Regions from separate parts of the Homo sapiens genome. Here region 1 is linked to region 2. A link is a contact called in ENCODE Hi-C or POLR2A ChIA-PET data. All regions are on one chromosome and are shown on one strand. The core of a region is the stretch at or near the end of the contact, and the rest is flanking DNA. Distances in the headings are between cores, read along the strand shown.

What was found. A loop is a pair of places that touch in the nucleus more often than their neighbours do. ChIA-PET counts read pairs that join two places held with the same protein, here RNA polymerase II (POLR2A). Pooled maps may share reads with other maps.
Region 1: a pooled map shows a loop between it and region 2 (16-fold over the local background). The contact joins two enhancer-like sites. A Hi-C loop is called at or near these places in 11 of 37 single-sample maps with no recorded cell type and 14 of 50 pooled maps. POLR2A ChIA-PET finds 5 or more read pairs at or near these places in 4 of 52 experiments (A673, CD4-positive, alpha-beta T cell, GM10248 and 1 more).

The regions. Positions count from the first base shown.
Region 1 is chr6:21,436,453-21,440,346 of GRCh38, reverse strand. No RefSeq gene overlaps it. Among named protein-coding and RNA genes, the nearest start is that of LINC00581, 73 kb to the left of the region's middle. Within about 2 kb of position 1,731, at least 4 of the 41 ENCODE cell types and tissues checked have a DNase peak (open chromatin) inside an H3K27ac peak, as active enhancers do.
Region 2 is chr6:21,401,169-21,404,874 of GRCh38, reverse strand. No RefSeq gene overlaps it. Among named protein-coding and RNA genes, the nearest start is that of LINC00581, 110 kb to the left of the region's middle. Within about 2 kb of position 2,339, at least 3 of the 41 ENCODE cell types and tissues checked have a DNase peak (open chromatin) inside an H3K27ac peak, as active enhancers do.

The sequences.
Region 1 (3,894 bases), core at 482-2,981, 36 kb before region 2:
TCTGTAAAGGAATATATATAATCTAGTAATCTATAATCAATACATTGCTATCTGCAACATAAAGGACCTGGGGCCAGACGCATCCCAGGCATGGCGCATGAAACAAAGAACATGGAAGAAGAGAAGAGAATTCGGAGCAGACCAGCTCAGGCCACTTTTTCGGACTCTGACAGTGATGTGTCACCAGCATGTCAGTGAGGAAGAACTGAGGTGCTCTCAGACAATTAATCAGTGGCTTATACCTTGTGGCACACACTCCTGAGTTTGAGGAGTCACCACAAATATACACAACAAATCTCATTAAGTCCTATGTTAAGGGCCTTGTAGTTACCATTCAGATTAGTTGGTACCTTCCATCATAAAGATGTTGAAGTTCAAACTGAACAAAGTTAAGACAGTAATTCATTTCAATGAAGTTTATTTCTGCCTGAGCATAACATGTGTTTTAAAAAAGTTGAGAAATTGGCTAAAGGCGGTCCTGACCCTGTAACACCCTGGGAATTGCTTTTCTTTTGAAGGTGTGCCCGATTTCAACTGGTTTATTTGCCATGTGCTTTTTCTTATTCCAAGGTAATAAAGAGTTCTGATTATTTCAGCTTTCTTGTTGCTTGAGTTTTAGCACAGAGTTGTGACTGTAGTTGGATTTGATGCACTAAGTATTTAGAATTGTTGGATCAAAGGTTTTGGGAACTTTGGCTAAGTATTTGGAACTGCTACTTCTCTGTTTCAGTCTTTATTTAAGGAGAAGCACAGTGCTTATCACTGAAGTTCTTCACAAATAACTGCAGAAAAATACGTTTCCTTATTTCGTGCCCAGGGATGGAAATCTCTATTCCTCCTCCACTCCACACTATCTCATTCTGAAAATTATCCTTCTTTGAATGTCCAGTCCTGCCACTCCTCTTCCCTTAACTTCTTCTCAAAGCACAACTGTTGCTTTGAGATTTAGCTAAATAAAGCTTTCCCATTCGTGCATTTGCATTTTTATTTCCAGGGCACCTTGGGTTATTTCTTAAACAGGCAGAAGGTGGTGTTCTTTTAAACTCACAATCTCTAAAATTGAGGCACAAATAAGGCTCCACTTGGAAGTGAAAATAAATTGGTTAGTGATTGGTGAAAGAAAATTATCTTGTTATAGAAACCACTTAAGGAAGACCAGGATTGGTCTGCAAATAGTGTGCTACATCATTCAACCACAGGAAGAGAAAAAGGAAACCACATCACTTTACATAACGTTAGTACCTCATATAACCTTCCAGGCCCTCCTCCTCTAGCCAGATTCATCATCTGCCTTTAAAGGATAATAATTTTCTGGAGTAAGACATATCTAGGAAAAGTATACTTTGGATAAAAATAAACGTAACTAATTTATATTCTATGTGCTATATAGCTATGTTTTAGAGCAGAGGGAATACTGGATTGAGTTGGAAGAGTTCACAAGTATTCCAGCTCTCTTTCTGGATAACATTGCCTTCTTTCACCTTTTTAAATTTAGACATGACCACATGAATGGCTTTGACTAATGAAATATGAGCAGAAGTGAGACACATCGCTTTGAGTCAGCTTTGAGAGGAACTGATCATGGCAATATGCACCACTCTAGAACTTTGAGGTACTTAGATCATCAGAGGCCCTCTGCAGACCCACTTTGCATATGCGGTGGGAAACGTTAAGTCACAGAGGTTTGGGGTTTTTCTTTATTGTGGCATATCCTAGCCTGTCCTGAGTAATCCAACACATCCCTTGATATCTAGTATCTTATTTTTGCCTCCTGTGCCTTTTCCCAAATACTACATACTTCCTGTCAACCTAACATGGGAGACAGAATTTAATAAACACACTTGAAAGTGATCATTTCAAAGAGAAAATACATTTAAAGCACAGAGAGCAGCATCAAGAAAAGAGTGATCGTATGTCAGCAGCCGTTTTGGTGGCCATTGCGGGTGTATGGTTTCTGTTTTGCTTTCACAGAGCCTTTCACCATGTTGAATATGACCATCTGCTCCACTTTTTTTTTTGAGACAGAGTCTCACTTTGTCACCAGGCTGGAGTGCAGTGGCGCGATCTTGTCTCACTGCAACCTCTGCCTCCCGGGTTCAAGCGATTCTCCTGCCTCAGCCTCCTGAGTAGCTGGGATTACAGGCGCACCACCACGCCCAGCTAATTTTTATATTTTTTGTAGAGATGGGGTTTCAGCATGTGGGCCAGGGTGGTCTCGATCTCTTGACCTTGTGATCCGCCTGCCTCGGCCTCCCAAAGTGCTGGGATTACAGGCATGAGCCACTGCACCCGGCCTCTGCTCCACTTTTTATCCATGCCAGTTCAAAACTGTAACCGCAGAATAATTTTTAATGAGCAATTTTTCCATGCCCTGGCTTTGGTTGCAGGCAGTTCTCCATTATGTTTGATGTTTGTGGTCCTTATTGGACTGTATTAGAATGGAGACTAACAACTCGGAGAACACCTGCAGTGTCTGAGACTCTGGATCCAACTTTTCCATGCACTTTTTTTTTCAGTTTGTGTGCTAACCACAAGCATGCAGGCATGAAGGATGAATACTAATCAAAAGGGAAAACTGAGTTGGTTATGGCAATGTCTCAGCTGGAAATTCCTCTTGCCACCAGGGCATGTGTCGAACACATGACTATTGCTGGTGGTGGCAGATGCTGTGCACCAGCTGCCTACCAGTCACTTGAAAGTTCATTTATTTATTTTTTTGGTTTCCACTTAATTTGCTATTTTATCAAAATGAAATGTGTACATAATTTTTAAAAATCAAACAATTCTACAAGCCCTATAATGAAAAATTACAGCCCACCGCTGCAATCCCTCCTGACCCTTCGTTTCTACTCCTTGGATTATCCACTTAAAAATCTCATCACTGTTTTTGTTTCCATGTGTCTAACTAACATGCGACTACTGTGTGGCATCATTTTTTAGATATAAATAGATACATTAGGCCGGGCGTGGTGGCTCACGACTGTAATTCCACCACTTTGGGAGGCCAAGGCGGGTGGATCACCTGATGTCAGGAGTTTGAGACCAGCCTGACCAACATGGTGAAACTCTGTCTCTACTAAAAATACACAAATTAGCCGTGTGCCTGTAATCCTAGCTACTCGGGAGGCTGAGGCAGGAGAATTGCTTGAACCCGGGAGGCGGAGGTTGCAGTGAGCTAAGATGGCGCCATTGCATTCAGCCTGGGCAACAGAATGACACTCTGTCTCAAAAAAAAAAAAAAAAAGTATTGATTTTCCATTGCAAAACACAAAAACTTGGCTTTATTGCATTATCACCTTTTCTACACACACACACACATATGCACACAGCATCAATTAGTTTTTGCTGTGTAACAAACCACCCCAAAATTTACTGGCTGAAAGCAACCATTTATTTACTCAAAACTCTGTGGATCAGCAATTTTAACTTGGCTGAGCTGGCCCATCCTTCTAGTCTTGGCTAAGCTCATTTGTGCAGCTGTGGTCCCTTACTGGGTTGGCTGGGGCTGGCTGACTTAAGTGGCCTCAGCTGGGATGGCTCTCCCACACTCCTCGTGCTCTTTTATCCTCTTGCAGGCCAGGCCAGCTTGTTCACATAGAGGATGGTGGGTCTGCAACAGTCTGAGAGGAAGTATGGAAAGCTGCTTGAAGGCCAAGCTCCAAACTGGCTTCCTGGTACATCCACTACATTCACTCCCAAGGCCAGTCCCATTTGACAGGAGGAGAAACAGACTCTGCCTCTTGGGAGGAGATTCTATAAAGTCACACTGCAAACAATACAGGGAGAAGAGAAGAATTGTGGCCATTTTTGCAAACTACCACATCACACAAATAATAGATACACTCATCTGCATATCCCATAACCGCCATTCTCTTTATATAGCTACAAAATCAG
Region 2 (3,706 bases), core at 1,090-3,589:
CATCTCCTAGGTGAGGAGTAATTGTGTTAAAATATTATGAGTGCATTGATTACATCTCCCTTCCCTCCTAGGCAAACTGTGAGAGGTGCCTTCTCCCTCACTTCCTCTTTTCTCTAGTGGCTCCTGCCCTGGGCCGATACCAGCTAGGAGTGCACCAGTGGTAGCCTCCTAAGAAAGAAAAAGAGGGCCAGGCACAGTGGCTCACGCCTGTAATCCCAACACTTTGGGAGGCTGAGGTGGGGGGATCACTTGAGGTCAGGAGTTTGAGACCAGCCTGGCCAATATGGTGAAACCCAGTCTCTACTAAAAATACAAAAATTAGCCGGGCGTGGTGGCGCATGCCTGTAGTCCCAGCTACTCAGGAGGCTGAGCCAGGAGAATCACTTGAACCCGGCAGGCGGAGGTTGCGGTGAGCCGAGATTGCACCACTGCACTCCAGCCTCGGCGACAGAGCAAGACTCTATCTCAAAGAAAAAAAAAAAAAAAGAAAAGAAAAGAAAAGAAAAAGAGAAGGAAGTGGAGTTCCACCCCAGAGTCTAGAAAGAACACTCTTCACTCCTCTCCATTTCCCCTAAGCAATTGCACAAATACTGTGTGCTTGGTTGCTCCAAAGGGACAAACTAGGGGAGTGGGAACAAGAGAGAAACAGAACACTAAACGCTAAGCAGATGAAATAAAGCTTCACTGGGAACTAGAAGCCTTGTCCTGGACAAGGTCTGCCTTCAGGATTGGCTCGTGTAGGATGACCCCCAACACTGTCTCCTCTCAGACTCCTCATCAGTCTTTGCCCAGACCCCAGCAGCAGCTGGAACAGGAGGGACTCCCTCTCACTCAGCCCATCGGGTGGATCAGGTGGACTGGTAATGCCCGGTGGGCAATAGGTTCCTATCATCCCATATTGAAGTTTTGGACGTATTTCCCCCAAAGGAAGATGCTACATAGGAAAGGTAGGTTTGTTGTGTTTCTGAAACTGGACTGTACTTAAAAGATACATAGAGTCTAGAAATGGAAACCCACGGAGTCAAATCCACTGTCCCCAACCACACAGCACGTTAGATGCAGATCTAGAATCAGAATTCAGTCTCTCAGCTCCCAAATCAGTGCTCCTTTGTGATTACCCCATTATGAGAGAACTAGGTTTTTTTTTTTTTTTCCTGATGGAATCTGAGGCCCTAAACACCTCTGCTTACATAATTTATAGGAGAGGAAACGACACATGGAATTTCAAATGAACAACTCTGCTAACGTTAATACGGGACATCCCGTACTGAACTATCAGCTTCCTTTGTCCTCCTTTTCCCCTAAATGCCTCTAGCATGTCTTCTTCGTATTGAACAAACATCAGTTCTGCCGATGTCATGGATTTTGTCAATATGAACTGAAAATGTGCTGGCCTTTTTTATCATCACTAACAGCTTTCTTAATTAACCTACTGATAGAGTCAACAGCACAGTTCACTGTTCACTGTTTGCTCTCCAGCCACTGCAGAGTCAAGATGCTCTTTGAGAACACTTACCCAAGGTTGTTTTGTTTTCCAGAAGGGAAAAAAATTCACCACTGCAATGAATTTGACTTAATTGCTAAAATTTCCTTCTGATTGTTTTGCCCCAAGTAACAGCTCTTCCTTAACTAATAACTTTAATTATAGCAACCACTAGTTATAAAAGTGTACCTTTTCTCTTGGCTTGTTCTCTAATTACAAAACCAGAGATCAGCAAGTCACTTTCTTAGGTTTGCATCTGATGGGATGTAGGGTCCTGGAACTACCAGGTATATATTCCGGCTAGGTTCTGTCTCTATGATATCCCAGACATACAAGATGAACAAGAAGCAAAAAGAGGATCCTGATCCGCAGAGAACTCAACTTTAGAGAAAAGTTAAAGATGCTGTGTTCCAGCTTTAAGATGAAATGTAGATTCCCTATGAAAACTCAAATCCTTCATTTCAAAAGTTAAACAGGATAGTGCAGCTACTGTAAAAAAGAAAAGAAAAAAAGAAAAAAAGCCCAGCTGTTTAAATTTAAGGCATCAAAAAACATCCAATTCAGGCCTATTCTCTGGCGTGTACTCACAACATTTCATGTGATTAAGAAGAAAAAAAAATTTTCCTGCACTTCAGCCTCCTATTTTTTTTTTTTTATGGGGTAGACAACAGTTAAAGACCATGTTGGGCTCAGTAATAGTGAGAAACTCCTTAAATGACTGATTTCAGCTGCGTTATTGCCAGGTAAAGATGGTCTCGTGTTTGATGACACATATTCAGAGGATGATTGTGCAAGCCACGGAGATGTTTTTCTGGGTTGTTTTGCGGCCTCATGCATCAGCCCAGTCTGCTCTCCCCACACTGCATTGCAAAGCTGCCCTTTCTCTTTTTTGAAAATCACTCAGCCTCCACCCACACTTTTTTGATGCCTCAGGATGGACACTCTCACCCCCAGGACTCTGGGCAGCCTGTGGTTGGCCCTCACTTTTATATCCAAGAGGAGAGAAAGCAGGAAGGGCCCTCACAGCATATGGCCACCATATGTGGCCAGGTGGCTGCTGGGTGGGTGGTGGTGGTGGTGACCACCACCCATCCTTTCTGTCATGGAGATGGACTCCCCCTACCCACATACTGCACCAATTTCCCACAGACTCAGCTGAAAACTTGGACCCTGGCAGATGATTTCCAATCAGTGACTGCCTCCGCTTAATGGGTTGCTGACTGACACAAGTTTTGCTTCTCAGAGTGAGATATCCTCATCCTTCCTTTCGTCTTCTCCTTTTGTTATAGGAAAGGGGTCTGGATCCAGACCCCAAGAGAGGGTTCTTGGATCTCATGCAAGAAAGCATTCAGGGCAAGTCCATAGAGTAAAGTGAAAGCAAGTTTATTAAGAAAGTAAAGGAATAAAAGGATGGCTACTCCGTAGACAGAGCATCCCCACTTGCTGCTGGTTGCCCATTTTTATGGCTATTTCTTGATGATATGCTAAGCAAGGAGTGGATTATTCATACCTCCCCTTTTTAGACCATACAGGGTAACTTCCTGTTGATGCCATGGCATTTGTAAACTGTCATGGTGCTGGCGGGAGTGTTGCAGTGAGGACAGCCAGAGGTCAGTCTCATTGCCATCTTGGTTTTGGTGGGATTTGGCCAGCTTCTTTACTGCAATCTATTTTATCAGCAAGGTCTTTATGACTGGTATCTTGTGCTAACCTCATATTTTATCCTGTGACAGAATGCCTTACCCATCTGGGAATGCAGCCCAGTATGTAGGTCTCAGCCTCATTTCGCCCAGCTCCTATTCAAGATGGAGTTGCTCTGGTTCAAAGGCCTCTGACACTTTTTCTTACTGTTGCTAATTAGGATTGTTTTACCTTTTGTTTTTAAATGAAAGAAGGTCACCATTTAAAATGTGCCAATCACTTTTCTATCCTAGAGATAGCAAGTCTTCCTGGAGGTGTCCGTTGCTCTGGGAAGAGTCATTTTAATGTAAAGTAAATGAGTAAGTCCACAAACTACTCAACTGATGGATTGGAGTGGGCTGAATGGGTTCTGTCGGCAGGAAAAGACCCTAAGTGTTCCTGAAAGGGGAACTCACCATGATGTCCAGGAGGGTATGTAGAAGTGTAATCCAACTCTACAACAGCGGAATGGCACAGAGGTGGTTTGGGTGCAGGGCGTGGCTGGGCCTGCAAAGTCCTCTAGGCCCAGGCATTGACAAGTTG